Linked DNA regions of Mus musculus: region 1 is linked to region 2. Evidence: chromatin loops called from intact Hi-C (ENCODE). Cell type or tissue: heart. All regions are shown on one strand. Each heading gives the region's core, and the rest is flanking DNA. Links, peaks and the distances in the headings are about the cores only. Region 1 holds the start of Kctd12 (potassium channel tetramerisation domain containing 12). Region 2 has its middle 56 kb from the start of Mir5130.

What was found. Hi-C counts contacts between places; a loop is a spot of excess contacts. Peaks named below come from ENCODE experiments on the same cell type or tissue, not always from the same donor. Only the 100,000 strongest peaks of a DNase experiment are listed, where the experiment ranks them.
Region 1: it touches region 2 in a loop (1.9-fold over the local background); 4 of 42 quality-filtered maps call a loop at or near these places.

Annotation. Positions count from the first base shown.
Region 1 is chr14:102,970,877-102,986,531 of GRCm38, reverse strand. Kctd12 (potassium channel tetramerisation domain containing 12) reads left to right here and starts at 3,895. Exons shown (of 1, transcript NM_177715.4): 1 at 3,895-9,951. The coding sequence starts at 4,092. The coding sequence ends at 5,075. It overlaps Mir5130 (microRNA 5130), which reads left to right and starts at 3,900; the gene lies at 3,900-3,983. In heart, for the core only: CTCF peaks have their summits at 3,430, 4,742, 4,943, 5,759 and 1 weaker place; DNase peaks (open chromatin) are centred at 3,621, 4,681, 4,821, 10,501 and 1 weaker place; H3K4me3 peaks cover 3,648 bases; H3K27ac peaks cover 2,430 bases.
Region 2 is chr14:102,918,429-102,934,083 of GRCm38, reverse strand. No RefSeq gene overlaps it. Among named protein-coding and RNA genes, the nearest start is that of Mir5130, 56 kb to the left of the region's middle. In heart, for the core only: no CTCF peak of the experiment used is centred there; a DNase peak (open chromatin) is centred at 9,223.

The DNA.
Region 1 (15,655 bases), core at 2,688-10,687, 54 kb before region 2:
CTCCGGAGCTCCTGTCTCTAGCTGCATATGTATCAAAAGATGGCCTAGTTGGCCATCACTGGAAAGAGAGGCCCATTGGTCTTACAAACTTTATATGCACCAGTAAAGGGGAACGTCAGGGCCAAAAAGGGGGAGTGGGTGGGTAGAGGAGTCGGGGGGAGGGTATGGGGGACTTTTGGATAGCATTGGAAATGTAAATGAAGAAAATACCTAATAAAAAAAGATTAGAAGTCGGGCCGGGTGGTGGTGGCGCACGCCTTTAATCCCAGCACTGGAGAGGCAGAGACAGGCAGATTTCTGTGTTCGAGGCCAGCCTGGTCTACAGAGTGAGTTCCAGGACAGCCAAGGCTACACAGAGAAACCCTGTCTTGAAAAAACAACAACAACAACAAAAAACCAAAAAAACAAAAAAAGATTAGAACTCGGTCTACAGGTGCTTGCAGTATCTTTTACTTTAATTTCAAAGGCCCAAGTTCTGGCAAGGTATGTTCTCTCTTAGGAAAGTGCAGAGTCACATGAAAAAGAATAGAGGCCATCAGTGTATCCTTTGCTGAAGAACAGGTTGAGTCTAAACATGTGGATGATGCTTTTCTAAGGTCTTTCTGGGTCTCCATCCAACTGGGCATATTTAACATCCTGGATGATGAAAAGAGCTATGACCCTGGAACACACCCAGGCATCAAGCTTACTAGATTTTGTGATTCTAACTAATAGGCAAGAATCAAAAGACACAAAATCAACCAGACACCTATTCTCAAGTAGCTTGGGGTGGACAAATGTGTCATCTCAAGAGGTAGAGAAGGATGGCTGCATGCTGCCTGCCATAGGCACACCTCACTTTCAGACTGCAGTCAGTGATGACATCAAGGGCATTTTGGTGTTTACAGGACACAAGGAGATGACACTGCATAAACTTGCACTGTGAGACGAGCTAATTCCTGACCCAGACCCTTGGACTTGTCTGATGTCTGTCTAGAATGCTAAATGCTACTGTTCTTGAATGTGCTGGGGCTCTTCCAGCATCATTTTCAGAGACACCTTCCTCAGATACTCTACAGCAGGAGTGATGTTCACATTGTCCCTTTATTTCATTTCATGAATTATTTTTGGTACGTGTGATGTTTATTATTATCCAAACAGTGTGTGTGTGTGTGTGTGTGTGTGTGTGTGTGTGTGTGTGTGTGTGTATGTGTGTGTAGTATAAGCTCTAAGAGGGCAGTGATTATTCTGAACACACTTCCTGGAACATGGTGGTAGACCTTGAATGACTACAGAGGGAATAAGTGAATGATCAAAGTATTTATCAAAAGATTATAGAGCCCCGGCTGTGTTCTGGATATTAAGGATATAGTAATGAACAGAGCTGAGAAATATCCCTGACCTCTTTGGGTCTTACATTCTGACACAGGGAAAGAGACTTTCAACAAAGAAGGCAGGGAAGAGAAAGCTGTGGAATAGAGCTGCACTTCATTGAACAGGGTAATGGGCAAAGGGGACCTGGGGAAGGGAAGAAGGAAGGGGTGGGACACAGTGTGGGGGATGACGAGTCATTTAAGGAAAGAGAGAGGGGAAGGGCCAATGGCATGAGAACCCAGCACATTCATTGCAAAGTGTTATGGCATGGGTCAAAGAAGCATGTGTGGGTCAGAAACAAGCAAGCATCTGTCACATCATTAGAAGGACTTTGGTTTTGCTCATGTGTGACGTGGGAAGAAACACACAACACAGGGTCTGACTGGATCCTTCTCTTTGGTCTAGTGATGGAAGACTGATGGGTGCTAGAGTAGAGGCAGTTTGGAGGTCCAGGCAGTGATCTGAGGTGATAATGAGGTGATGTTGGCTTGGTCAACATGAGGTAATGTTGGCTTGGTCTTGAGGGGTGGTGGAGAGGTAGTGACCCTAAGACGGGAAGGATCTTGAAGGGAGACATGGCAGCATAGAACAATGACCCAGTTGTGCCAAGGTGACACTGAAGTCTTTTCTTGGGCTTACAGAAAAGTGGCAGTTTTGTCAGGCCTGAGATGCTGATATATCACATTCAGTGTCGGGACTCGGAACTTTCCTGTCATCTATCATTTATCCCAAGGAACAGTTGAAGAATGGTGAAATATATTCAGTATCAGAAATCTGTGCCTGCAATTAAGCAGGCTGGTCTGGGGCCTGATCTTATTTCAGCTCTGTGACACGAGTGCAGTAATTGTTTGGCAGACATAAACATTTCAGAAATGAAAATGACATTCATCCGTGAGAAGACTATCAAGCTCATTGGACAGTCGCACAAAGGGTAGACATCATTATTAAGACAAAGATCTTTCTGGGCTTATTGTGATTGACAGCCTGTCCTTCAAAGTGATCTGATAACTGTTCAGATGGCCAACCCTTTGCCTCTTGGCTGCTCTAAAGGAGATGTAGGTAGTCAGCCTTGAATTCTCCACAGCCTGATGCCCAGCAACGTATAAGAGCATTTATTAAAATTGTGGTTTTTCAGAGTCTCCTCTATCTTGGGCTTCTTGAAGCCCTTATCTATTTATTCACCAAAAACCAACGATCAGATAACAGACCACAAATTTGAGATTTCAGAACGTGCCAAGTGCAAAGATGGGAATTTGAAGAGCAACCTGTCTCATTCCCCTGGGAGACCATGGAAGGTTTCCCGGCAGTGGCAGAATTCTGTGGGCTGAAATTTGTGCATGACTCCAAACGCTGAACAAGTAGGAGTCCATAGAGAGCATGGCTAAATCTGAAGGGCCTTCAGACCTACACAGCCTTTCTTCTCTGGTGGACGGTCTTGTAAAGTACAGAAGAGAACGATGGAGGGAGGAGGAGAACACGGGTTACTGGACCTTTAGAACAGTTATGCATGGGCTAAAAGTAAATTATTTTCTATACGTGCATTAACATTTCAAGGAACAAATAAAACATCAGCGGAATTTTAGTAAAATAATGAAATACTAGTAAAATCATTAAATACTAATAATACGAATAAAAGAAAATATTAGATTGGAATTTTCTGGTGCGATTTACAGATGGCTGAAAGCAACCGGAGGCCTCACGTCCCACTATTGGAGGCGCTTATTAGCTTTTCTTGCCCACGCAGTGTAAGCCCCTCCCCCCCCCTTTGTGTCCACCCAACTTCCTCTCCTAGTCATTTCTGCTCACTGCAGTACTGTGTTGTGGTTTCCTAACCAAAGACTTTATGCTCTCGCAAAATAATCTAACAGAGCATTTTCGCGAAGCATTCGCTTGTGGTTTCTAGGGATTTTTCGAGGCTATACGCTAGTCACATAGTCACGTGAAAAACCTTTGGGTGGTCTGGACTTGAAGGGACCGGTGCATCCTTTCCAAGTTAGTGTCTCTTCAGAACTTCCAGAGACCCGGGGATGGATCTCCAACAGCAGCGCTCTGCACTGTTAGAAGCGGGTAGGTCTAGAGGGCGCTAGCCGCAGGCAATCAAGCTTTTCCACTCTGCCAGAAAGTTTCCAACCCCTTCTGGAGTCCCCGGGTGCCGGCTGCGGTCAGCCGAGAAGGGCGGCGGGAGGGGAGGTGGGAACACAAGAGGATCGCTTTAGTGATCAGCCTCCTGGAGAAGCGCCTGGAGGCTCTGACCCACTGCGGAAGAGGAAGAGGAGCTGGGCCCGGAGCGGGTGGGCGGACGGGCGGTGACAGTCCGGTCGTCCCCCGGAGCGCGCGGGTCAGGGTGGAGCCTGCAGCCCCGAGCCGCGTCAGCGTTTAGCATGCAAATGCATTCCCCGCTCCTCCCCCACCCCCACCCCGCCCCAGCCCTCCCCGCCCCGGGAGCGAGCTCAGCGGCTCCGCAGCCGCCCACCGCCTCCTGCGCGCCGCGCCGCCCAAGCGGGCGGCTCTACTTAAGCGGCGCGCGGGCCGCGACCCGCCACTCGCCTGGAGCGCGCGGGCGAGGCAGGCGCAGCGCACCGGGGCTCTCGTGGGCGCACTGCTGCGCGCTCGCACCGCGCGGCTCTCAGTGGCCGGCCGCCGCCTGAGCGCAGGGCTCCCCGATAAGAGCCGCTGGGGCTTCCGATCGCGACCCCGCTCCCTGCCACTTGGCCCATCCGGGCCACCTCTTTTTGGCCATGGCTCTGGCGGACAGCACCCGAGGATTACCCAACGGGGGCGGAGGCGGAGGTGGCAGCGGCTCGTCGTCGTCCTCGGCGGAGCCGCCGCTCTTCCCGGACATCGTAGAGCTGAACGTGGGAGGGCAGGTGTATGTGACCCGGCGCTGCACCGTGGTGTCCGTGCCCGACTCGCTGCTCTGGCGTATGTTCACGCAGCAGCAGCCGCAGGAGCTGGCCCGGGACAGCAAAGGCCGCTTCTTTCTGGACCGGGACGGCTTCCTCTTCCGCTACATCCTGGATTACCTGCGGGACTTGCAGCTCGTGCTGCCCGACTACTTCCCGGAGCGCAGCCGGCTGCAGCGCGAGGCCGAGTACTTCGAGCTGCCGGAGCTCGTGCGTCGCCTCGGGGCGCCCCAGCAACCCGGTCCGGGGCCACCGCCGCCGCACTCGCGCCGCGGGGTGCACAAGGAGGGCTCTCTGGGCGATGAGCTGCTGCCGCTGGGCTACGCAGAGCCCGAGCCGCAGGAGGGCGCCTCGGCCGGGGCGCCTTCGCCCACGCTGGAGCTGGCTAGCCGCAGCCCGTCCGGGGGCGCGGCGGGGCCCCTGCTCACGCCGTCCCAGTCTTTGGACGGCAGCCGGCGCTCCGGCTACATCACCATCGGCTACCGCGGCTCCTACACCATCGGGCGCGACGCTCAGGCGGACGCCAAGTTCCGGCGGGTGGCGCGCATCACCGTGTGCGGCAAGACGTCGCTGGCCAAGGAGGTGTTTGGGGACACCCTGAATGAGAGCCGGGACCCCGACCGGCCCCCGGAGCGCTACACCTCCCGCTATTACCTCAAGTTCAACTTCCTAGAGCAGGCCTTCGATAAGCTGTCCGAGTCGGGCTTCCACATGGTGGCGTGCAGCTCCACGGGCACCTGCGCTTTTGCTAGCAGCACCGACCAGAGCGAGGACAAGATCTGGACCAGCTACACCGAGTACGTCTTCTGCAGGGAGTGAGCTCCCCACGCCCGCCCCTCGCCACTCCGGTGCCCACTTCCCTTCCTCCCCTCGGGGGACAGGATTATAGATGCCCTCGCTTCCTCCCTGTTTCCCGATTCCTTCTGCCCCCACCCCCAGATCTCCTAGTAGGTCACCCAGACCCGTCTGCACCCCACTTGCGAATCTGCAGCCACAAATCCTCTGGGCGTCTTCATCATCTTTGGACCCCACTAGCCGAGAGAGTGTTCTGATGTAGCCCTTCACTCATGCTTCCTCTACTCCTGGCCTCCAACCACCCTTCCCCCAGATTGTCGTGATCTAGTGGGACAGTCACCAAGTACCTGGGAATGACTGAATTGATCAGAATCGGATTGCACGGTGTCCGGCGTGCAGTTCGGACGAGTCCTTGACATCTTAAACCCTTTGACTCCATAGCGGTTTCAGAGATCAGAACTGAGAGTGCTGTGTGGAGAGAGTGCTTTAAAAGGTTGTTAGAGATTTGACCCTCATTAGAAAGAGAGTTTTAGACAATTGAATGGTAGACCGTATGCTGGAAGACCCCAAGGACGCAGTTCAGAGACTGTAAATAAAGAGATTTTTTTGTTTGTTTTTAAAGTTACAGGTAGAAGTAAATTCTAGTACTGGCAACAGGGGAGAGTTCTATTTACCCCCAACACATTAGATCTCCTGTGGCTTAAAATTGTAGAAAGCAATCCTCCTGCCTGCGGAGGCGCCCTTTCTCTTCAGCTGTTTGCCGAGCTTTAGGTTTTGTTGGTTAAGGCTTCTAGGCTAGGAGCAGGCAGGGAGCGGGAGGCAGCGCTTCTAGAAGTCACCTGGCAGTGACCCAGTAACGCAGGAGTGGTTAGTAGGGACAGTCAGCCCTTACTTAGGTCTAGGACTGTGGGAGGGTTGGGGAGGGAGGAAAGATGGGAGGAAGGGCGGGAGGGAGGAGGGGGACATGCTCATTTATTATTTGAAAGTTGGAAGTTTGTATAATCCATTTGAGTATGTGCGCATTTAAAAAAATATGAAACAGTACGTGTAAACTTAGATTTTATCAAGATTAGTAGAAGACCCATCTTCAGCTGGAAGTCTATCGAGCTATTTTGAGTCCTAAACTTAGTTGCTAATACTTGTATAACCTAACCAAAGAGTTACCTAGTAGAGTTTTTAGTGATTTGAACATTTATTTTTCTTGTTGATTCTATTTCCTCACTTATAGCCTATTTACTTAAGCAAAATAAGTTTGATTTTTAATTACTTAGACTTCAGATCTCTTTATTATTATTATTATTATTGTTAGCAGTAGTGTTTTTAAATTGATGTTTTCTGCAAGGCCAGCAAGTGTGGGCTGCTGGGCTGTTCTGAAAACCGGAACAATGCTCTTTCTTTCCTGCGTTTGTTTGACGTTGCAGTGACAGATTCGAAAGATCAACGGAAGCACGGGGGGGGGGGGCTGCCCATCTGTAGATAGCTGTCAAGTGGAATGTTTCTAAATGAAGGCAAATAAGTACTTCAGTGTGAGCCGAGCAATAACGCGGTATTTAGGTGAATGCAACAGAAACAGGGGACCTTTGCCTTATTGCCTTTCCTCTCACGTGGAATGAATTCCCAGTGTGTATCCTGTGTACACCACAGCAGAGAGGAGGTATGCCCGTATGCTTCCACACCACAGCAGAGAGGAGGTATGCCCGTATGCTTCCCTCTGAGAGACGTCCTTTGGATAATCTGTGATTACAGAGAAGCCTTTGTGTATGTGTGTGTGTTTGTTTTATCATCTTACTCTGAAATATGTTTTTAAGGATTTTTGTAAGAGCCATTTGAAGTGTTTAAATTAGAGCTATTTTTTCCTTGTTTTTAAAAAACGAACCTTGTACCGTGTATCTCATCATATCCGAGGCAGATGTTATGAATTGGGACAGTTTTATTCTCAGACTCCTGTGATCAAATCTGTACATACCATATACAAACATTTTACACGAATCATTTAGTTTTTTAATTCATCTACTGATGCTATAAAATTTCCTATATTTACCCCTGGTAACTTGCATTTGATGGTGTATATACAAAAGCAACGCATTTTGGTGAGCTTCTCATATCCTTGCCTGTGAACTTGGGTCAGGAAAACAGTCACAACTACAAGGCTGGGTTTGCTCCATACTTTTTTGCTGGGATGTTAGTTGTATAGTAATCATGTGTCAGCTACCTGTATTCAAGCTATCCATATTTTTAATCCAATGATGTCTTCATTTTAATTGGGAGATTTTTTTTTCCTTTAGAGAAGAGTTAGCTTCATGTACAAAGTGTGTGATTTTAAAGAAAGGGCAGCAGGGGTCCAGGAAGCTGTGCTTACTCCAGCTTTGGGCTTGTTTTTAGGCGGTGGATCAGGTAATGGCTCAGAACCTTTGTTTCAAGCCTGAAATGACTTAGGACTGTCAATCACTGGCCAAGTGTGAGTCTCAGACTTCTCCCATGCCACGGAACAGTGCTAGATTGCTTAAGAAAGAAATGTATGAATAAAAACCATCTTTAGGACAGCTCAAAATACACTGAGAGATGACAAAACGGAAGTTCTAGCTTCCTTGTCAAGTCTGCATAACACTAGAAGCCATGGGAAACTGCTGAAGTTTTGTCTGCATTGTTTATGAATTGAAGCTTGGAAAATTATTCAGTTTGTCTCACTAACACACAGACATTTCTGTACCTTCCACCATACTGGCTGGCCTGTTAAAGATTGGGCCATTAGTATAAGGGACAGTACATGGACCTCTTCCTGGGAGTGACTGTGCCCTCTGCTGTTAGGGGCAATGCATAAAAACTTAGTGCTTTTCAGCCCAAGTTAAGTCTGAGCAGTCATCTCATTATATGATAGGTAAGTATGACTGAGCCAGGCTGATGTCGTTGGGTCCTTTCCTCTCCATGCACTTTGGGTTGTAGAAGAAACCCTTAGGGCTTATAAAATGTTCTGAAATCTCGGTCAGCACCTGTGAATTTGATGACTGTACCAAACAGTGGAGCCTCTCTCATCAGTATCTTTGAAATGACCCAGAAGAATATTATAAACTACTCAGATATTCACGGCTGCATTAATCTATCTCAGAGAGGCAATCATTTGCATATGTTGATCAAATTACCATTTGATGCTCATAAATAATGGAATGACATTAGGTTTAATAAGTAATTTTTTTAAAAAGTGTTGACAGTCTCTGTGGTTGTAAAAAAACAAAACAAAACAGGTCCCAGGTTCCATGCTTGTCTATCAGATGTTTGATATGTCTGTTTTTATTTTAATACGTGTGGATTACAAACCACATTCGTTCTAGATTTTCAAACATGTAATGGAAAATATACCTTGCAGGTGTGAGAAATTTCCCCTTTAATACTGTTTTTATTCTAGTGTGTCTTATTTGTTTTTGTTCAGTTGCTAGCAAAATGATAATTTTAGCCCCAATTGTCTTCTTTTTCAAAGCAGAATCATATGTGTGTATACCTGCTGCTTCTCCGGGGAGATGTATGATGTGCCAATACCCAGAGACAACTGGCAGTGCTTACAACGTGGTCTAATTTCTATGGCCGTTTCCATGGAATGCAGTTATTACGTTAAAGCCATGTATTACGAAGCTTTGATAAATTTTTAACTCTTCATATTATGATAAATTCCAATCTAGCATTCAAATAATTTTTGTACTCCTATATGTAAAATGAGCTATACAAATATTTAGAAAAATATTGAGTGAAGGAAGTGAATTCCTTAAGAATTTCTTTTACAGTCTAAAATTACAAGTACCATAAAACTGACATGTTTTAAAAATAGTAAATTTGGTATTTTTATTGTAAAACTCTTAGTTACGTCTTTGCTTAAAATTTTATTGTGTTTCCTCTCACTACAAATCTTTTAAAATCTGAATATTTTGGATAATGTAAGTCTCTCTCTCTCTCTCTCTCTCTCTCTCTCTCTCTCTCTCTCTCTCTCAAGTAGTGAATAAAACACAGTGTTCTCTGTGTCCACAGTACTTGGAAGAAGTTTTCACATACCTGGAAGTAGGTTATGTTATAGCTAACTTTTCTTGGTGACAGTTTTGGATAGTACACATCTCAAAATATTAATACTGGAGGATTTAGATTCTTTACAAGGCCCATTAAACAAAGATGGAAGAATCCTATTAGAAGACCTCCACTGGAGTCAGCTGTTGGATGGTAGGAGGGTTGACCAGTTGACCAAGAATGCTTGCCACTTTATTTTATAATATTTTTCCAAGCCAGTTTTGTTTGTTTAAAATGTGTTTCAAGGTGTGCAGACATCAATTTTAATGTAAACTGCTATACAACTGTCTTTGTGACTTGATAGCCATGTAAACTTTGCTATAACTATTGAATACAAACGATATATACTCATTCATTACCACTGATCATATCCGTTGGATGATGAAGGATTGAAACATTCATCATGGTTATACACTTTGAACATGTAAATTAAATTTTCTGGGTATTTGAAAAAAATGCTGTTTGTAATACTTATTTGGGTTCTGACATGTTGAAATTGTTATTTGCTAAGCGATACCTTTGAGCTGTTTCTTTAAAATCTAAGGGGACATGGAAAATATAATAATATCACACTTTTCTAATGAAACATAAATCCAAGAATAAAAGCTCTTCTATATCCAAAGGGAAACAAAAACACATGGATGAAATCTTTTCAGAGGTGCTCAAACTTTGAAATTGTCTTCATCCATCTAAATACTCTCCTTCATTTCTTCTATTCACAACCAGTTGTATAATGGAAACACCCAATACTGTTTTCCCTGCTGTGTGCGAAGTAATGAATCATTGATTATGTGACTTGTTATGTATTCTATTAAACACTAAAGAATAAAACATTCACTCCTTTAATTACTCCCCCTGGTTCCTGGGTATGGATTGGCTGGAATATTCTTCTAATTTCATTTAAGGAGTTTTGGAAATACTATGATTGCTTCCCACATTGCTGTGGGACTGATGGACAGTAGAACAATGCCCATAGACCATTAGATATCACCAAGTAAATTTCCATCTGGGCCAGGCCTTTCTCTTTTTATTGCCAAGAATACACAGCAGGCAATCTGATAGTTGTTTCAGAAGACAAATCTTTCACAGTATTTTCTTTAATTTCAGTCGTTGCTGCCACTGTTGTATAAGGGCAGTATGACGTAAATGACCCCTTTAAGTGTGAAGGAACACAGTAGTAGATGCAAGATTTGCCCAAAGTAAAAGTGTTTCGTGAAGGCCTTAAGGTTCTGGCGAGCATTGGACAGGAACAACTGTCTGACTGACTATATGCACTGCTGTCACCAGTCTTTGAAGTTCCTTATTTCCAAAGAAGGCCTAGTGCCACTCTGACTGGGAAATTACAGAAACAAGCTGCTTGCTGGGTTATAGCACAGGAAGCCGGGAGTCAGGTGGATAGAGCGAGCCAGGTTTCGCCCTTCCTCTTTTGCCTGTGCTTCCTCTGGGTAGCTTTTGTTTTGTATATATAAACACACATGATTTATTTTTGAAAATGTCATAGATATGACAAAATCCTTAGGCACAACAATAATGCGGATAATAAAGAAGAGACCTCTCCTTTTCTAACCCCTAGCTTTTCCCAGAGACAACATCCAGGATTTCGTCTATCCATTAAATAATACTTATTTGCATGCCCTCTCTTTCCTGCAGTGGCTGTGCCTCTTCCATCCTCTCCCTCTGGTTTGAGCACTTATCTGAGGGCGCTTGTGACACATGGGCATGTGGCAATGATCTATCTCTGTTTCCAATAATTCCATGATATTCTGCATTGATGTACCATGGTCCAGATGGGCTGCAATTTTTATTTTAAATTTGTCCTTTACTAACATGTATTTAAGTCTCTAGGGATTTTTTTTTCTCTACTCCAAAGAATGTATTTTTACATGCATGGAGATAGTTTTTTTTTTTTCCTCCCTCAGGAACTAAAAAATTCAGGTCTTTGATGTATAGGCATTTAACTTAAGTTTTTTTTTAAAACTTTTTGATACTACAAAAGGGTTCAATATACACATATTTACTAAAGTTTCCCCAGACCAGTGCTATGTGCTGTACTACTGTCTGTGATGGTGAACAGCAGCAATGAGCCAGAGATCTCAGTCAACTGCCGGATGATAATAATGACAGTGATCGATTCTCTACAGTGCATTGTGTTGCTAAGCCGGAGTGTTCTTTAGTTAGAGGTATTAAATAAGTGCCTCAAAAAAACCCTTATATTTTAACCTAGGACGGGCTTATTGGCATGAAAACACATAAATCAAAGGATGTTTAACTCTATATTCTTTCTTAAAGGATTTATTTATTTATTTATTTGCATGGGTGTTTTGCCTGTGTGTAGGTAGGTGAACCATGTGCATGAAGTTCTTGTAGAGGACAAAAGAGAATGTTGGATTCCCTGGAACTGGAATCGCATGTGGTTGTGAGCCATTGTGTTAGTTCAGGGAACTGAGCCTGGGCTCTCTGTAAGAGCAGCTAGTGCTTTGAATGGGTGAGCCACCTCTCCAATCCCTCTTGATAGCTCTTTTTCAATAGAGTGTTTGTAATCCTAGCTAGAGCAATAAAGCAGGTTATAATAAAAGCAAAACTAGGACAGGAAGAAGTGAACTTACCAGATAGTGGTGGATATATTATTCTTAGAAGACCCTGAGGATTCCACTGGAAAACTTGATCTGACAAACACTTTCAGCACAAAAGCTTGATACAGAATTAAGATATTCAGATATGTAGCTTTCATATATCCAAGAATTTCTTGCTAAGGAAGAAAGAAAAAAATCCTAACCCTAGTATCTTATACACACACACACACACACACACACACACACACACACACACACCCAATCTAAGAATAGACTTAATCAAGGAGGTACAAGTTTCTACAGTGAGAATCTTAAAACACTGAAGAAAAATGTGAAGAGGTCGCTAAAAGATAGAAAACAATATCTGGCGAAGCTTCTCCCACTACACACTTTAGTAAAGGCGCCTTTGCAAGAACCCACTGCACACTTTGCACACTTACGTGAAGGTACCTTTGGAGGCCAAAGAGGCCATCAGATCACCTGGAAGTAGATTTATAGGCAGCTATGAGCTCCTGATGTAGGAACTGATGCTTGAGAAAAGTCATCTCTCCAGCCCCAAACACTTGGATTTTAGAAATGTATCCATGCACAGTGTTAAGTAATTCCAAAGCAAATGTCCCTTTGGGTCAAAATGCACCTTGTCATCTTGGTGCTCAGGGTGTAGAGACATGGGCTGCCAGGGGCAACCTGGTTAGCCTGACTAACCAAATGTGTGAGTTCTGGGTTCAAGAAGAGACCTTTCCCCAGTAAATAAAGTACAGAACAAAGAGGAATGTACTAGATAATAAATCCCTGATCTCCATATGCACATGAACAAACCTGCCCCCAGACACCTTTGAAATGTAACACACACACACACACACACACACACACACACACACACACACACACACACACAAATCAGAGTAAAACAAAGACCTTCACTAAAACAACCCACAAACCACACAACCCCCAGTTCCCAAATTAACCACTACCAATGAAAACTGTGGGGGAGGAGGAGCCAGTGAGAGCCAGCGAGAGCCAGCGAGAGCCAGTGAGAGCCAGTGAGAGCCAGTGAGAGCCAGCCTCTTGTACCCTATTAGTAGGATCTGCACTCTGGTTCTTGGGATTTACTGAAGAGTTTTAAGCAAGGGATGTGGTAATCCATGTAAAATTACTGATACACAATTTCACGTGTGGTGCTGAGTGCAAACGGAGCCAGAGGACACTTAGGAGGTGATCACGGGAGTTCACATAAGGGGTCACACTAGTCTACAGGCAGAGCACCTGGCCAAAATGTGGTGCGAGGTCTTGTTCTGTCTTGGTCTTTCTTCTCTGGAAAACAGAATAAAAAGCACGTAGTTTTGAATGAAAAGTAATCAGAGTCGGATCTCATTGGCGCCTGGCATTTCTTGCTTCTGTGTTTTGTGGGTGCCTTGCTATTCTCTTCCTCTTGGCATCTCTTTGCCCACTTACAGGATGGGGCAAGGCACCTCTTTCTTTATTTTGCCCCAGGGCTCAACAGTGTACAGACTTCACAGAGCACCACTAAATATTTGTGGCTAAATAAATGTTTATACTAATTAATTCATTTTTAAAATGTATCATGGAGAAAAATTTTTTAGCTGAAAATGTACCTACTTCTACATAGGAAATTACAGTAGCAGAAATAAAAAAATATCCCTCTTCCTACTTATATATGTGCATAAACACTTGAGAAATTATCCTTGCAAATTCATCAGTAAATATCCATAGATGACAGCTCTTTCCTTTGACACAGACGCCTGTGTCAGACCTAGCTGATGTTCTTCCCTGCACAGCCATTGGCAGGTGTTTCAAGGCCCCACGTGAACTTCTGGCTAGTGGAGAAAATGTAGGGTCGTGTTCTCATTTTGTGAGGAAGACAGGCTCACTGGCAGCCTATTATAGGTTGTCCTGGGGCTGTGATTTGGTACAGGTTTGAAAATCTCGACTGCAAAGTTTCAAGAGGCATAGGGAAGAAATATGACCTTCTGGCACTGCTGGAGCACACTCTTCCAAATGTTCTGCTGGGGAAAGTTGTGGGTTTTTGAAAACCACAGTTGCCAGGACTTTAGAAGGTAAATGGTTTGTGTTCTTGGATTCTGACCTCACAGTAAGAAATGCGTTTTCTTTCGTCTCAGGCCTATGTGTGTTTAATGTATTTTTTTTTCTGTGACCTAATATCATAGGCAGAGGTATTAAAGTTTTGCTCACTAGTATTAAGAATGCAACTTCTAAACAGTGAGTAGCTTGCCTGGACATACATGCTTCTTATGCCAGCATCTGAAAGGCAGAAACCTGGAGGCAGAGTTAGAGGCCAGCTTTGGATTCAGAGTGAGACCCTGCCTAAAATCAAAACCAACCAACCAACCAACCAACCAACCAACCAACCAACCAACCAACCAACCAACCAACCAGTCAACCAACCAACCAACAACAACAACAAACCCCACCAACAGTTGGACTTCATTGCATCTAATTTTTAAATTCCTCTGTCATGTAGACTCTCCTTCCTTCTCTGTCTTTTAGAAGAATACTCAAGGGTTGTGTGTTATTATCCTCACATAGTTGATTCTCAGTTTGAGTCAACTTGGGGGTGAATAAGGCTTGGAACCTTGGATATTTGTGTTTTCATACTTTTGAGGTCCTGAGTTCATGGAAGGATCTATTAGTGACTTCTCCTTTAAGAAGGTATCGGCAACAAAAGACTGGAGTCCCACATCTCTGAAGTGACTGTATCTGAAGTGCCCTTCTGCAAGTCAAGTCATGACTGTTAAGTGGGGTCACACCCACACTCTGATCAGGCAGGTTTAGGATTCTTTCAAGAGGAGTTAGAGAGACCAGAGCTGCCCTTGAGCCAGGGAAGAGGAGGTCATATGTACCCATAGAGATGGTGGCCATCTATCAGATGGAGCCTCCGAATGGAACCCGCCTTTCCCGCCCCCACAGCCTGCAGGTTGAGCAGACATTTCTGTTGTGCAAACAAACCCGGGATTCAGCCTTTCAGAGACTTGTTATGGCAGCCCAAGAAGGATGATAAATTAGTATTCACTTAACTACAGGGAGTTAAGTGTAAGTGATCTTTAGCTAAGAAAGACAAAGTCTCTCTCTTTCTTTCTTTCTTTCTTTCTTTCTTTCTTTCTTTCTTTCTTTCTTTCTTTCTTTCTTTCTTTCTTTCTTTTCTTCCTTCCTTCCTTCCTCCCTCCCTCCCTCCCTCCCTCCCTCCCTCTCTCTCTCTCTCTCTCTCTCTCTCTTAAAGATGGAAGCTAAAATTATGAGAAACTGCAGATAAAACACCCCTTTAATTCAACGTGGCATTACCTTACAGAGAGGTCTGCTTTATTTATTTTTTAAGTATTTTAAAAAAAATTTTCTACTGGGACTTGAACTCATGACCTTAGGTAGTCTACCTCTGAGCTAAGTCTCCATCCTTCCTTATAGGGCAGTTTTAATGGCTCAGGCTCTATGGGGTTACTTGTTGTCTGAGGGCTTGAGAAGGAGGCTGACTTTAGAGCCAAGTTTACTGATTGTCACCATTATCATCTATTTTCTTTCAGGAAATAAGAACATTTGAGGTTCTACTTTGTTTAAAAAAATGTCGAAATATTTTTTTCCTAATTCCAAAGTTTGGCATTTTTTTATAACTTGTGTTTCTTTATTTTGAAATTCAAAGGTCTTTTTCTTTTGTTCAGTTAATATAAATGTTCTAAGGCAGTGCCTATGTTCTTAGGAGCGGTAGGCAGTTAAACATTATTAATCAAGTTATGATGACAGGGAAGCTAAGGTAAACAGTATCAATAAAGTGTTGGAAAAACCCTGTCTTCTTTAGTAAGTACCATCTTGTGTTTGCTAAATAAAAAAAATTGGTTTAGTCTAAAAGCAGAAAGCTTCTGGAAAAAAAAAAAAACTCGACCCAAACCAAACTAAAGAACCTGCTTTGTCATTATATACTCTGTTCAATGAGCAGAACATTTTTTAAAG
Region 2 (15,655 bases), core at 4,228-12,227:
TAGGCTTGGCCTTTTAAAGTATATTTTTATTTCTTCTTTTAAGAATTAACTGTAAATATGTACTCTGTCTCTATAATTGTTATGGTCTTTGTGTATCCTAGTGAATTTGTAAATGCTATTCCTATATTAAGAATTATAATCATTTACATCTGCCTGGGGAGATGACTCCATTAAGGGGGGTCAAGTGATTGCATTGCAAGCAAGTGTGAGGAACCGAGTTCAATCCCCAGTGTACGTGCAATATGGTGGTATGACTTTACTACCCAGGGCTGGGAGGAAGAAGCTGAAAGAGTAAATAGCCTAACCTAACTGGTAAGTCCTGTGTTCTGGTGAGAGGTCTTGACTCAAAGAACCATCTCGATAGGTTCTGAGAAATGACCAATGTTGACCTCAAACCTCCACTTGTATGTATAATTACACACACATACTGGCACATGTGAACACGTACATCTCACAAAACCATTTGTATAATATTTATTATGAATTTTTAGTTGGTGATTTATGCCTTAATTTTCCTTACCTTAATGCTAAAATATTAGTCCTTTTCTTTATGAAAACTAAGCTTCAATAATTTTCAGCTTCCCCATATGAATTTCCCCTTATGAACTCTACAGGAAGACCAACAGAGTCAATTAAGCTGGACCCTTGGGGGCTCCTAAAGACAGAAACACCAACCAAAGAGCATACCTGGGCTGGATCTAGGTCTTCTCTCATAAGTGTAGCAGATGTGCAACTTGGTCTTTATGTGGATTCTCTAACAGCAGGAGCAATGGCTGTCCCACAGTCTGTTGCCTGCTGGTTGATTCTACTCCCCTAATTAGGCTGTCTTGCCTAGCTTCTGGGAGAGGATGTACCTAGTCCTGGGATTACTTGAGGTGCCAGGGTTGGTTGGTTTGCTGGGAGGAACCTCTTCTCAGAGGGAAGCTGGAGAGGGGTGAAGGGAGTGGGACTGAGAGGTGGGGGAGGGCTGTGATCAAGATATAAAGTGAAGAAGTAAAAAAAAGAAAAAAAGAAAATGTCCTTCTTTTATGAATGATGCGACTTTATGGTATATTTCCAAATCCAACTATACAAACTCCCTGAAACAACTCCCTCCTCCTCCTCCTCCTCCTCCTCCTCCTCCTCCTCCTCCTCCTCCTCCTCCTCCTCTTCTTCTTCTTCTTCTTCTTCTTCTTCTTCTTCTTCTTCTTCTTCTTCTTCTTCTTCTTCTTCTATAAATTTCCTTTGCTCCTCACCATGTATTTTATTTCTAGGTAACATGTGCTTACATTAACTATGTAAATTAGCAGTGACTTGGAAAGAGCTGAAAGGATCATATTTGCAATATTCTCACCCAGAAATAGCATTCATCCCCATTTATTTGGGACTCCTTCATACTTGAGATATTCTCTATTATGTCTTCAGATCTCTCCAAATTATTCTTTGGTATTATCAGTTCTAACTGTGAAAGAACCATAGTAAACTTGGGCCCAAGGTCCCAGCTGGTGGAAGTTGGGCAGGATGTTGGACTTGAAAGTCTAGAGGGAGACAGCTTTATGGTGTTCCAGGTCTCTCTGGTTTGTGGCAGAATCCCAGGCAGTAGTGAGCAACAAGGATTTCATAATAGTGTGGGAAAGTTGTTTGAGCCCCAGTTGAATGAGAGTAGATTTAGGGAAAAGATTCAACTATAGTTAAGAAACATGAAGGATCCATCAGATACTGAGTTAGAAGGCCAAGTACGGTGTGCTCAGTAAGAGGGTAGGGTAGCACTGGAATAGCTCAGCTCACACCCCCAAACATCATGCAGGCACACTGGAAACTGATTGGCTTATCAGGACAGGCGCTCCTTGTCAACGTTAGTTTGAAGTGTGGGTATAGAAGAGAGTGCAAGAGTGTAGGGCTGATGCACTTCTATGAATGGCAGTTGTAGCGGGCCATGGGGTTGAATAAAAAACCAAACTAAACCAAACAACAACAACAACAACAGAAACAAAAACAACCCCCAAAACAAAAATAAAACCAAAACAATTTGGAGGGAGCCAGCATGCAGACAGTTTTGTTAGAGGTTCTATGTGATAAGCCCCTAAAAATAGTGTCCTAATTGTGGGATCAAATTAATGAAAAAAATTACAGTGTTCATATTTATCAGTTAAATATAGTATAGTATTATTAAACTTAGATAAAATTGAGGGTACTTTTAAATGGAAAAAATCAATTTTTTTATATGAGGATTATATTTTATGGGAATTTTAGACATGTATATATAGCTCCTTGAGTCACCATGTGACCTCCTGACTCTTCAGCATGCTAATCCTTTGGTTTAAGTACATTCAAGGAAGATAAACTAATTTTTGTATTAGCCTAATAAAAATACAGGAAGGCATATCTGCTGTAATAGCATAATACACTATTATTATCTAAAGCTTAATATATTTGTACCGGTGCTCTAGGCAAATTTAATATGGTAAAAGACAGTTACATTAAAAAAATCAATCGGATAGTTATTTGCCTTGCAAAATTTTAATCATATGATTTCCACCAAGAAAAAAAAAAGCCCACAATTTCCTCTTGAGCATTTAAAATTTGATTTAGTGAACCAAATCAGATTTGACAACATATTTATCCTGATTAATAATCAAGGGTTAGTAGTTAATAGGGATAAACACACATTTTTTTTTAAAGGTTAAGTTTATAAATGTTAGTAGAAACATGGAGTGGAGTTCTATGGCCTTGGCATCAAAGAGGCCAGTTTTGTTAACCTCAAGCTAAAGCAGAAAGTGATAGAATGACATGGATTCCAGAATACAGGAATGCAATTTTGAGCTTCAGTTAATAGAAGTCAAGGGTTCAGGAGATGAATGCCAGGTACTCCACACAGGCCACACAGGGGCACTTCCTGCTTCTTCTAATAGAGAAAATGGATGCACTCTTAGCTGTAGCACTCATAGCTCTGGGGTCTAGTGCATGGGACAGTGACTAGAGAATAAATAGCTTGAAGGAGAGAGGGAAGAGATTCTTTAAATTATGCAATGAGCTGCCATCTGGAGGAAGACCTCCTCCTCCTCCTCCTCCTCCTCCTCAACCTCCTCGTCTTTCTCCTTTACTCTTTCATGCTTAGAATTCAAACCCAGCTTATGGAGAGGAAGTCCCCCCTCTGTACTGTGGGGGTGTAGGGGGAACTTTTCTGGTGTGAGTCAAGAGGTTCAACCAGAGGCTCCCAAGACTCCTATTGACTGATGAGTCCAAACCTAACCTGTCAGGGAAGTTATCCAGCTGTGATTGAATACCATATATTAGGTGCCTACCACTGATCTGTATAAATACCAACCCATCCCACCCTTATTTTAATGACCCTCTAGGTTAGATGCTTTCTCCATTTTACTGATGTGGCTACGAAGGCACCGAGATGTTATTTGCTAAGTCATCAAGGTAAGAGCAAGAACCCACAAGTGCCTCTAAGCTTTGTCTTAGGGGTTGGCTAGCAGATGACCCAAATCAAGTGTGTGGATCTATCATTCCTGGTATATTTTTGAACTGTTGTCTGAAATGACTTTTGTCAATAATACAGCAATTATTTAAAATAGTTCTCTGAGAAGATTTTTTTTCTAATTCTCCTGGAATTATGTATGTATAATTTGCCCGAAAAATCTTAGTGTTTGCTATATTGTGACTTGAATCATTTCTGGATAGAAATTTAGGTGATTTAAAAGTGGAAAAGTGGTTTGCAAATGGCGCACCCTTGTCCATTCTATTGTGTATACAGCAGAAACAACATATCAGTTAAAACAGGCAAGGACAAAGGACTGGATAAAGGGATAAATTGAGAATTTTTGGAGACAGAAAAACAGGCAAAAACTATAACTCTGATGAAGTAGAGAGTTGAAAGTTCAACAGCCAATGGAAAGATAAACAGTGCTACACTGTGTGAGGGGCTGTCACTACGCCTGAACATCTGTTTAGGGGGTAAATTGTCTACTTTTTCATCTTGGACAAGGCTTTCTGGAATGCCCTGAGGATGTATGTATTGCTGGTGGTGAGATCAAGGTTTTTGAGCACAAAGCTAGCCTGGGAAAGTTCTGGAAAGGAGTACTCCCCCAGATATTTTCTGAACTTTGCTTGTTTATGGAAAGGTGGCAGGCTGTTCACAGAAGGATCTAGAATCACCGTTGGGGGAAGATAGGAGCTATGGGTGAGCAAATGTGATATAGACACTCACTGCTCTCAAGTCTCCTGTGATTGAGAACAATGTAGAGTCTCACCAGTCAGGAATAATTTGGACTGTATATATGAGAGAACATAAATGCATGTGGGGGAGTGCAATGCCCTGTCTTGCAAGTGGGAAAGGACCAGAGTTTCACTTCCCAGTACTCACATAAAAGCCAGATGGCCATGGCTTTCCTGTAGTTCCAGCTCTGAAGAGGTAGGCAGGGCATACGTAAGGCTGGTTACTTATTAAACAAAAAGGTTTATTTGTTGCTCAGTTTGCTAATACGGGCTCAGCTTTGGTGAACATCTCATGGAAGATGAAGTCACAATGGTGGGAGCCTGTGTAAGGAGGAGAGAGCTTATGATGAGACAGATAATCAGGAAGAGGGGCCAGTCCTGATTTCCCACTTACCCTACTACCCCTTACCATTAGCCCAGGAGGGACCAAGCTTTTAGCACTTGAGGACTTTGAGGACAAGCGTAACTACATAGGACACAGCCTTATGTAATTACTCTAAAGAAGCTGTCCATAACATTAAAGGCAGGACCAAACCCTTAGAATAATTAAGTGGCTTAGCCAAAGTCTCTTCCCTATCGAGAGGGTAATTAATGCTTGTCATACCTAATCTCTTCACTATTTTGACTTTCTATATTTTCTTCTTAAATTATTATGCTTTATCACAACTAGTTCCTTAACATCATGTTTTTATTACCATTGCTTTTTTCCTCAAATGATAACATAATGAAACATTCCTGCAAAGACTAACAAATTTACTCAGCACAAGCAGGATATCTCTAGAGAGAAAGTACAGTGTGTTGGTAAAGCAGTTGTCTGGGATAGAGAAGCAGGCTATACTTTCAACTGGCCTTAGAGTCTATGGCCCTTTGAATCTTTTTATTTTACTAGTACACCTTGGTAGCATCATGATATTTGTCCTACTGAATGGATTGGTGCCTTTAAAAACAGACAGTTATATGGCATAGATCTGTTACTCGGCTGGGCACTGGGGATAAGAAGACAGAATCATGGTCTGCAGAAATTTACCTCAGAGATCACCTCCTCCAGCTCCAACTGACTGGCTGAAGCTGCGTTGAAGTAGAGATGTTGACTAGGGTTCCATTGCGTCTAATGTAGTCATAGTTTTTGTAGGATCACAGCCGTTGCTGCTCTTTGCATTTGACCATGAAAATTAAACTATTGTTCCAAACATAGAAATGTTGTTTTTGCCTTTAAGATGAAGTGCAAGGCATTTTGTACCCAACCTCAGCAACTAGCATCATGTCCTACTTCTATGGAAGAATGCTCACCATGTGTCACTTCAGTGTCTTCTTCAATGTAGGACCCTCACTGTCCACTTATCACGATGCTGTGACTTGGTCCCTGTTGTCTATGCTTCCTCCTAAATATCAACTATTTTTTCACTTGTCTTGCTTCCTTGACTGTTTGAATTCAGCTTCCTCCAGTGGGCCCTCTTTTGTTTTCTCAGTTGAGTTGGTCAGCAGTTCCTCAAGAATGTCCTTTAAGAAGATGCATATTCTGTGGTACGTTAGTGTTAGCATATAGCTTGTGAGGCCCGTATTTTCCATTGCATGTTAAAATGACTTGCAGATACTCTCCCACTGAGACTAGGCAGTTTTATGTTAGGATGGTATGCTGATCATTTTCAGGTTTCCAGGACTCGGAGAGGACACACAGTTAATTCTCAGTGAACATTTATGAAGCCTGTGGAACCACTAAAAGGATATTCGAAAATATATTTTTTAAATGTTTAAGTTACAGTGAGTGTATGGGATTGCTCTGGCCCTGAGAATAGTGGGTTGGGTGATAGTCTGCCTGTATGCTGATGGTGGTGATCTTACTCAGAAAGCCTGTTTCTGTTTCTCTCCCCCTTTTTTGTTTATGTAAAACATAGGCCCGCAGTACCTGCTAGTGAATTTCCACCAGTGGCTGCTGTTGGCATGGTAATTAAAGAACTTTTATTTGATTAGTTGTCTTTATTGGCAAGGATATAGTTTGTGTCCATATACCTTGCTTGGCTATGCCTTCTATCATGTTGTCTAGCTTTTATCTTTGACGTTTATTTTCTCTAGTGACTGTAGTCTAGATCTGTTTATGCAGTATGTTATTCTGCAACTCAGTGAGAAACAAATTGTAAGTTTTAATACCAGTGAAGCTTAGAGGTTGTAAATTTTTTTACTAGTGTCTAGGCTCAGACTTAAAAGTTTTATGTGTTATATAGTTTGCCATCAGAGATTTAAGTCAGCCAAACACCAACTGTTTATTGAATCTATTATGTGAGAAATGCCACAACAGGAAGAAAGGCAGGTAAGGGATGGATTGGTGTAGGGGGTGAGGAGGGTGGGATGGATGACCAGGGAGCAGTATCTCCCTGAACGGCTATGGGCAAATAAAATTAAGTAACAAAACACAAGTTGCCTTCACTTGGGTAAACATGTGGGTAAATGATAGACATTAGAGGCATGTAGGACCACGGAAATGGGAGCTGCGGAGAGAGCAGGGTCTAATTTTAAGAAATGGGCAGAGAGGAAGTGGGTGGGTTTTGTAGATGATTGGCATAGAGGGGGGAGATTCTGGCACTGGAAACCTAGTGTTTCCATGGCCAGTTTCTATGGCAGGATATTTATGATGGGTAGAACCACTCAGGGAAAGTCTTAGCGGGTATGCTGGCTTTCAGAGGGCAGGCAGGTTTCCTGGGTGCTTTGCTTTCTTGCCTTCTCGTTAAACTTCAGCTGGTGACTCACTAGGATGGTTTTAATATTGAGCTGCCAGTGCCTAGACCTCACGTCTTCAGGGTGAAATGAAGGACTAGGAAAAACAAAACTGTGCAGGTTTAATTGAAAAAAAAAAGCAAATGATATTCTTACTATATAACTGGCAGTTTTGGGGTTCTACTTCGGGGTATTTTGGGGTAGTACTTTGGAGGCATGGAAGAACTGTAATTTCTGAAGAAGCACAGTATTCAACCGGGGGCGGGGTGGTGGTCACACGAACACAGTCCATATGCAAAGGCATTGGTGTAGTTTCATGGAGCCTTCCTGGAAGATTAAAAATTAGTTAGGTTTGCTTTTGTGAAATTTCATTACGAAATGTATCTTAGTGAAGACTGGAAAACATAACGAAAACCTAAATAAATTACTCACTTAAAATAAATGGTATGTGGCTGCTGAGGCACTGCTAGGTGAAGAATTAACTTTTGCACAGTGGGTGGGGTCTCATCACTGAGTATTGCTTAGGTTCGCTTAGGGATTCGAAACCTAGAGAGGTCCTTTGGGCCAGATTTATAGCTTTAAGACGTGTTGCTTTCCACTAGAAAATAAATCACAATCCCGGGGCCGGGTATTTGGGGAGGGGGGGCTTAATAGCTTCATAAGGCTTTCAGAAGCTTCAAATATTTGCCCAAGACTGAACTCTGTTGGGACTTTAGTACTAGCTAGCACTGGGGGTTGACTAGTGGTCTCTGAACTTGGTAGCCTGGGGTATAAGATGGTCTAGGATTGACATGGAAAGGCTTCGGATCAGTGGGGTGATGTCAGAGGTGCACTGAGACTGGGAGTGCTGTAACTAGGGAAGCAGGCAAGGTAACCAGAGACAAGCTGTGGGAACCGTTGCTAGGGAGAGACAACAGCATCCTGCCAGATGGTGCCTGACATCTTCATGGCACTGAACTGCTTTTAACAGTCTGGGCTGTTTGGTTTTTTGCTGCCATGGGCTTACAATGGCCATCCCAGGAAGTTCAGAGTCCAGAGTCCTTTGGCACAGACCATGTTTGTGGCTGCTGAAGAGGAGGTTTTGGACAGCCAGAAATCAACAGAAAGATGGGACCTGGAAACAGACAGCAAAGAGAAACAAGCAAGCATGAGAAGGATGAAGACAAGGGAGACACCACACAGTGCACACACTGTCTCGTCTTCCAGGGGATGCTGGAGCCAAGGCCACATCCCCAGCTATGCCAGCATATGCAGCCACTTATCGAATAGATCCTGGTACCCAGACCCTCTCTGTGTGCTTGTCTCGATATGAGAAGATGGTGACGGCCCCCTGTCAAAGGCATTTCTGAAGTTTTAATGAGCTTGCTATTAGAATCTGCTAAACAGAATGATTCTGATACTAACAAGTGCTTGAAACAGAACGCAGTAGATTTAGTTTTAGTACCAATCTCTCCTTTACACATAAAAAAATTATTCCTTACAAGAAATATTATATTTATAGAAAATATATTTTTTGAGGGTTTGTGACAACAAATATTGGAAAAGTTTCCCACCTCCCAGCACCAACACCTTTGAAAAGGACTTGAGTACCCAGCTTGAATTTCTGGCCACTCCCGCCTGGTGGTAATGATGATTACCTGGGCTCCATTAAAGGAAGAGGGACACAGTTGCTATGGAGCAGATTTAATGTATTGCTTCCCCTCCGGGTTCCAAAGACTAACACACAAACAAGCTGAGAGATAAAGAAAAGCACTTTCCAGGCTCTGGAAGTCAGACAAACATAAATTACGATCTGTTTCAGTCTGAGGCTGAAGTAGGCCCACAGGAGACCATTCTTCTCCTTGGCAGGGTCTGTTCTCTGCTTTTCTCTGAACCCCTCTCAGGTGGAACCCTAGAACTGACATCTTAGAGGACAAACAAATATGTCAAACATTGACTTGGTGGGATGATAGCAGCCAGAAGCTGGGGTGCAGCTGCTCACCCCATTTTCTGATTCTTTTTCCCATGATGCTTAGGGCTCTGAGGGTTAGACAAGACCAAAAGCACAGGGTCCCTAGGGTCTAGGAATGCAACAATCAGTCTTTGGTGTGAGAGGCTAGCACTAACTTAAAAAAAATGTTTGGGGAGGGACCTGTCAAATCAGGCCTTCAGCTTTTCTAGTCGACATCAGCGATAAGCTTGCTTGGTGGCTTTGAGTTGAGAGACTTTGCCTGCTTTAATTTTTATTTTAGAAAGCTTACCCACTCTGGGGGGTGGGGAGCCACCCTTTAGCAGGATGTTGCAGAGGTTCAGAAAAATGACTTTTAGAGAAGTGAGTCCTCCCACGCAGAACCAGGGTGAGCCAGGCGTTGTTTGGGGCTATCTGGTGTCACTACTTTCTCTTCTACTTTTATTAAAACACCCCCAACACTCCCTTCATTGAAACCCAGTCCCTGGGATGATATGAGAAGCACTGGCTCATGGGCTCACTCTCCAGGGAAGAATTTAAACAGTTAACCCCCTTAGTTTACCTACTAATTCCAGCTCTGACTGACGGGCCTCTCTTCTACTGACCCCCCAGTCCAAGGTGCTGAAAACTTCCCAGTGTACATTGTATAAACATCAGGGTCTTTGTTGTTGGTGGTGCCCCCTTCTTTCCCTTCTGATGCCAAACCTCTTTTCTTTCCACCAGATATTGTTGAAGAGGCCAGAAGTTCCCTGTTATCCTGTTATTATATCTAGTATTCCTCCCTGTAGCAACACAGAGATAGGGTCCCAAATGGAGTATATTTTTTCCTCTAGGATGTTTATAAACTCCTAAAGATGCATTTTTTTTGCTTGTTTTTCAAAAAGAATTGATAGCTTACATGACACTCTCGAAAGACTCCCTCTACACCATTGGCTAACCCTGTCAAGACCCCAGATGCCCAGTGATGGCATTTCAGGCAGCAGGTGGAAGGAATTATCTGAGGTCTCTGGGATCTTGCTGGCACACAGCTTTTAGGGTTTGCAGACAGGCTGTATCAGTTCTCAGTGACACAGTTATTCCTAACGTCCTCCCACTGTTGTTAGATATTGAATGTGGATTCAGCTTTACATGTGAGCCCTTTAATGGAGCCTTCACGCCGCAGGAATCCCAAAGGTTGATATCTGAATTATTCAACACTTTATAGTTGCAAGTTAGTTTAAGCAGGAGGGAATATGTGTTTTTTTCTTTTTTTTTTCATGGAAAGAAGGAAGACATAGACTTCTGGGATGATCCAGTTGGTGTCTTCGGGAAGCATTTTCTTCCTTAATACAAAGATGGCCAAGATGGCTGCTGGCTTTTATTCTCTTAGTTTAGTAGTCACTGGGCAGAGTTCTCCCTTTGCTTCCCTCTGTCTGCCATCCTCCCTGGTCTCCCTTCGTTCACCCGGTACTGCAGCAGAGATCCTGCAGAGGGTTTTATCAGCACTCTGCCTCTCCTTGCTCTCTTCACTGCGGCCATGGTATGAGGCAATCTAACTGCTCAGGCTTGGATAACATGCTTAGAAGATGGGGGGCAATTGGAATACATAGATTAAGAATAGGAACAAAGTAGAAACTGCAGTTTTATAACCCAAAGAAAAGGGAAAGGATTTTAGGCTGTCAGTATCCAGGGGTATCTGCTGCTGGCTCCTGTATCGGGTCTTTCAGCACTGTAGATGTGGCAGGCTTTCAGAACACCTTTAGTTGGGGGGTTTAGCCTGACATTTTGTGGAGAGGTGGCCTATGATTATCTAGAGGCAGCAGGTTTATAACCTTCGTCAGTGTTTACAATGTCATTGATGTGCAACTTTCCAAGAATCATTGAGTAAAGGCCTTCGTTTTCCAGACAGAGAAACCGAGGGCTCATAAATCCCGACTAGTTGGCTTGTTCTAGGAGACAATGTCCATGATTCATCTGTAATCTCAGAAGTTTCTAGAAGGATACCAGTGTCTGCATACTTTGTTAAAAAAAAAAACATTTGGGAAACAAGGCACATAGACTCCGCACCTGGAGATTCACGATACCTTTATACATATTCAAACTTCCAGAGGAAATCATTACAGAGAAGCTGTTTTAACTCTGCTTAACCCAGAAACCCATTTGAATTCTTGCTCCTAAACCACCTGTAGCCTACTTAGGAAACTTGTTATAGAACTCTGCTGTTCCTTTAGGCGGTCTAGTGTCTCGTGGGCCCACACAGGGAATCCAGGACACCTACTTTACAAGGCCATGTGTTCCTCAGTGATCTGGTTCAGGTTCAGATTCCAGGACACCATTGCTTTCTGCTTCACAGAGGCAACCTCCTGATCCATCTCCTACATTTTATCATAGCACATCGCCCCTGGCCAAGTTACTAGAAGAACGGATGTTGATCCGTCTAGAAGAGAAAAGCTCTAGAGTTGAGAGTTGGCAGACTTTGGAACATGCCCTATGCCTCAGATATTTGTACAGTACGGGAAACTGGTTTTGCTTTCTGTTCCCTTTTATTCCTATTCCTGACCTGTTTCCTCCTTGGCTCCTCCCCTTTGACATTGTTCCACTGAGCCCTCCCTTCCTCTTCTGGGTATGTAGGTTTTTGTCGCCTACAACTTGTGCACATTTTTAGCCATTAATAACAGTAAATAGTAACAAGCTAGGATTGAGTGGGCAGCCACATTGCAGACACATCAGTTTACTATCAACATGATGGTCTATGTATTATTTTGTTTCTATTCTATAGAGGCAGATTCATATCGCATTGATGTCCAGGGATTTGCACCGCTCTGAGGTTATAACAGAAAACAAAATAAATTTTCCTGTGGTTGGATTATTGTCCCCTTGGGGCAGTCATTTAAGGTGACCACCAGTGAATATAATCTTCGAAAGCCTATGAAAATATTACTGGGCACTAAGGGCATAGTGTGTTCCCTCCCAAGAAATACATTTTGCTTTTATTGGCTGTCCTGGGAAAGCAGATGTCTTTCACCTGAGAATCATCCTAATGAAGAGAATATTAGATCCTGCGTGGTTCATGGGACAGAGTTTACCTCCTTACAGTGGGCCATGCACAGGACTGTGAGAGTGAAGGTATTCTTCAGAAGTGTGTGGGAAAGGTATATGTGTTTGTGTGTGTGTGTGTCCCTGTGTGTGTTTAAAGAAAAGGGGCAGGGAGAGAGAGACAGAAAGGGACACATAAGACATGAGCAGAGACCTGGGAAAAACACATATACTCACAGTGATATCAAGTCATAGAGAATGGGAGTGGCAGTTGCAAGAATATGGGACTTATTTCAATGTACTAGTTTTTCTCCAACCCATCTCTGAATACCTGCCCTTTCTCCCGGTGCCACTCTGTCTCTTGTGGGTCTTCTGATGAAGAGGAGCCTACTTCTCTGATAATGATACCCTACCCTTGCAACACACAGGAAGCAGTAAGTGAAAAAATGTTATCTGACGGGCAAGGATACTTGGCTTCAGTGTCAGAATGTGACATATCCTTCAGTCTCTCAGGTTCTCCCATTTTCTCTAGATTTCTTCTGTTTAGTGAAAGTCTAGGTATTCCAGTGCAATGTATCTTTAGCTTTAGGGCACACATTAATGAGGGAGGGCAAGGGGAGGGTAGGCCATGCGTGCAGGAATGGTTATAACAGGCAAGTGCTGGGGAAGAGAGAGGCTTGAAGGGGTGCTGAGATACTGAAGGTTGCCATCAAAGGCCAGAGATCAGAGGGGAAGAATGGAGGACTAAGGATGTTTCTGGAGTTGTGCACATATGTCCCTATGCAGCATCCAGACATGTATACTATATAAACCTTTCCCCTTGTTCTGGAAGCCATTGAGATGGAGACTGTATTCTAAGTGCGCTGATTGTTCACTGTGGAGGAGGGGAGTTATCTGGGCAGCAATCCAAGGAGGTATGCTGAGGATTGAATTGAGTCTTTTCCCACCCAAAGAAGACAGAACCTCTGGTACTTCAGAACAAGGCTCCATCCTTTAGAGAGTCAATCAGGTGAGGATGGGGCTGTCGGGTAGGCTGGGCTCTAAGTCAACATTACTGGTGTTCTTACAGAAAGAAAGGTTTGGACATAGAGATCGCTATGCACAGAGGCTTAATGTGAAGAGACATAGGGAAGTGTCATATAAAGATGGTAGCATACACTGGCATGTTGTTCCACAAGCTGAGAACCATCTGGAAATACCAAGAACTGGGGGAAGCCAGCTAGTATGCTTTCTCTATGGGTTCTGGAATGACCGTGGTACTGTTCCAGGGTCCTGGACTCCAGAACTGTGACATATTAGATTTCTATTGTTCTACCGATCTTTGTTATACTAGTCCTAGCCAACCAATGTAGGGTGAGAGTGTGACTCCCGTGAACACAAATGCCAGCATCGGAAATTCAGCCTCAGTGTGGCTTCTTTCCCAGGCCAGGCTTGCTATGGTTAGATACTAACATTAAAAAGTTGTTCAGAGTAAATAAGTGGCTCACAGTGAACCTGAGGTTTCTAACCATAGCCCATTCTCCTGCGACCACACCCACCACACCACAGCCCTCAGTCCTCTGGGACTGGAGAGGGAGGGAATGTGTGGTTAATTTGGAGCAGTGTCAGTCTGAGGCAGCCCCTGGGAACTCGATCTGAGACCTACCTGCTTAATCAGCGTGCTGCTCATCAGCCTCCTCTATTTCAGTCTGAAATTGTCATTCTCCCCTCGCCTTCTCTAGCTTGAAACTCTCCAGTCGGCCTCGCTAGAGCTCATCACATCTAAACCCATCCATGTTGGGTTCCCTGTCTCTTGCATTCATTCCCAGTCTGGGCAGGGACTGTTTAGGAAAGTGGATCTGATTAGGATCCTCTAAAGTCTTGTCGTTATTTATGATAACGTTTGAATTTCAAAGGGTCCCTTCTCAGTTGTGGGAGAGTCTAACCTCAGGGGAAGGCTCAGGCTCAGCATCTTCATCATCCTCACCACTAATAACGTCTTACTGTGTCATACCTGCTGCCCCTTTTCTGCGAGTAATAAACACCGAGCTCAGTATGCTCAGCCTTCAGTTGCAACTTCTGCTAACTAATTAATTGTCTTTGAATTCTACAAGCAAATTTATGGGAATCTAAGAACTCACATATACTGTTAGAATACTGAAATTGAAAATTTAAGAATAGTTGAACTGAAGGATATACCACATTTGCACAGGCGTCAGGGTATGAAGGAAGTAGACCCTGCTCAAATGTTAAGTGGATTTGAGGCACAGATCCAGACCTGCTTGGATAGGAGGCAGCTGGGGCTTACTGGATGGCAGAAAAGGTCCCAGGATGCCGTGTTGGCAAAATTATCCCAAACTTAGCCCCCAGGAACTTTCTGGAAATCATCCCTCTAGGGTATTGGGGAAATCTATTCTCAGGAAGGAGTCTCATTAAGGAAACACTGCTACAAATCTGCTTGGTGGGGGGTGGGGGTAAGTTCTGGCTGCTGAGTCCTATTTACTGCAGTGCATTGTGGGAACCAGACACTAGGGAAGCTGCCTCATTGCCAGTGCAGAGGCCCAGGCACCTACTTTCCCCAACTCCATGTTGTAAGAGGAGCCTGGACAAACTCTCAGCCTTGCAGCGGAAGACACCAGAGCCAGAGTGCAATTCTGCCTCCCCTGAGCTCATTATGGACTGGATAACAGTGCCAGAAAGCCAAAGAAAAACCTTTAAGGGGGCCATACTCACTTCCCCAGAGCAGACGACAAGGGTGAATTTGGAGCTGGCAGGGAATGAGATGACAACTAGCGTTCCAAGTCACAGAGTTCCAAACGGCTCCAACGAGATAGTTAATACAGATCCAAATGGAGTTGGCCTGCAAATCAGCGCTGAGTTTCCTCTTAGCCAAGACAGCATGAAGAAGAGAATGTGTCTCACTGTCTTCAGACGTTTTCTAGGATGAAAGTTGTGGCATCTGCTTCCAGAAGGCGCTGGTAAGACAAAGCACAGAAGATCCGATGTTAAAATGACAAGGACTAGAGCATGCAAAGTGCCCTACGTTTGTGAGCTTTGGAAATGTAGCACGGGTTGTTATTTTACTGTTAGCAGACGGTGCTGATCAATTTTCGATGTCAATTGGACGGTTAAAGACGCTTGATGTAGTTAAATTAGCTTGATGTAGTAGGCAGGGTTCTCTTGAAGAACAGATCTTTATATATCAGTCTAATCAGTCTAACAACGGCCAGCTTCACGCAAGAGAGGCATAGAACCTGGTAGCTTTCAGTTCATGCATGCGGTGCTCTGACAGACACCTAAGGCCTTAAAGTTTTTGGGAGAAGGCTGGCACTGAGTTCACTCTGGAAGGCTGGAGCAGCTGCAGCATCATGTTGGTGGAGAATGTCAGCAGCAGCCATGCTCACACGTGCACAGGGTGATGAAGAGGCGGAGATGTGCACTGCTCTTACCTTGGAACATTTCTTTTTTCAGAGCTAAGGACTGAACCCAGGGCCTTGAGCTTGCTAGGCAAGCGCTCTACCACTGAACTAAATCCCCAACCCCTACCTCGGAACTTTTTAACATGGAGGTCACTGATGAAGGCCTAATTTGAAGACAGGCCTTCTTCCTCTGTAAGTTTATCCTACCGAGAAATGCCCACACAAATGTGCCCAGAGCCGAGTAGATTATGGTAAAATGTTTTACAGCTGACCGTCAAGATCAACCATCATGAACACTTTAGTATCATGTTGTACCATTTGTCACTCAGTGGTCTCACTGTCTGTGCTGCTGTCTTCCTGTTTAGATGTCTAGTGTCTG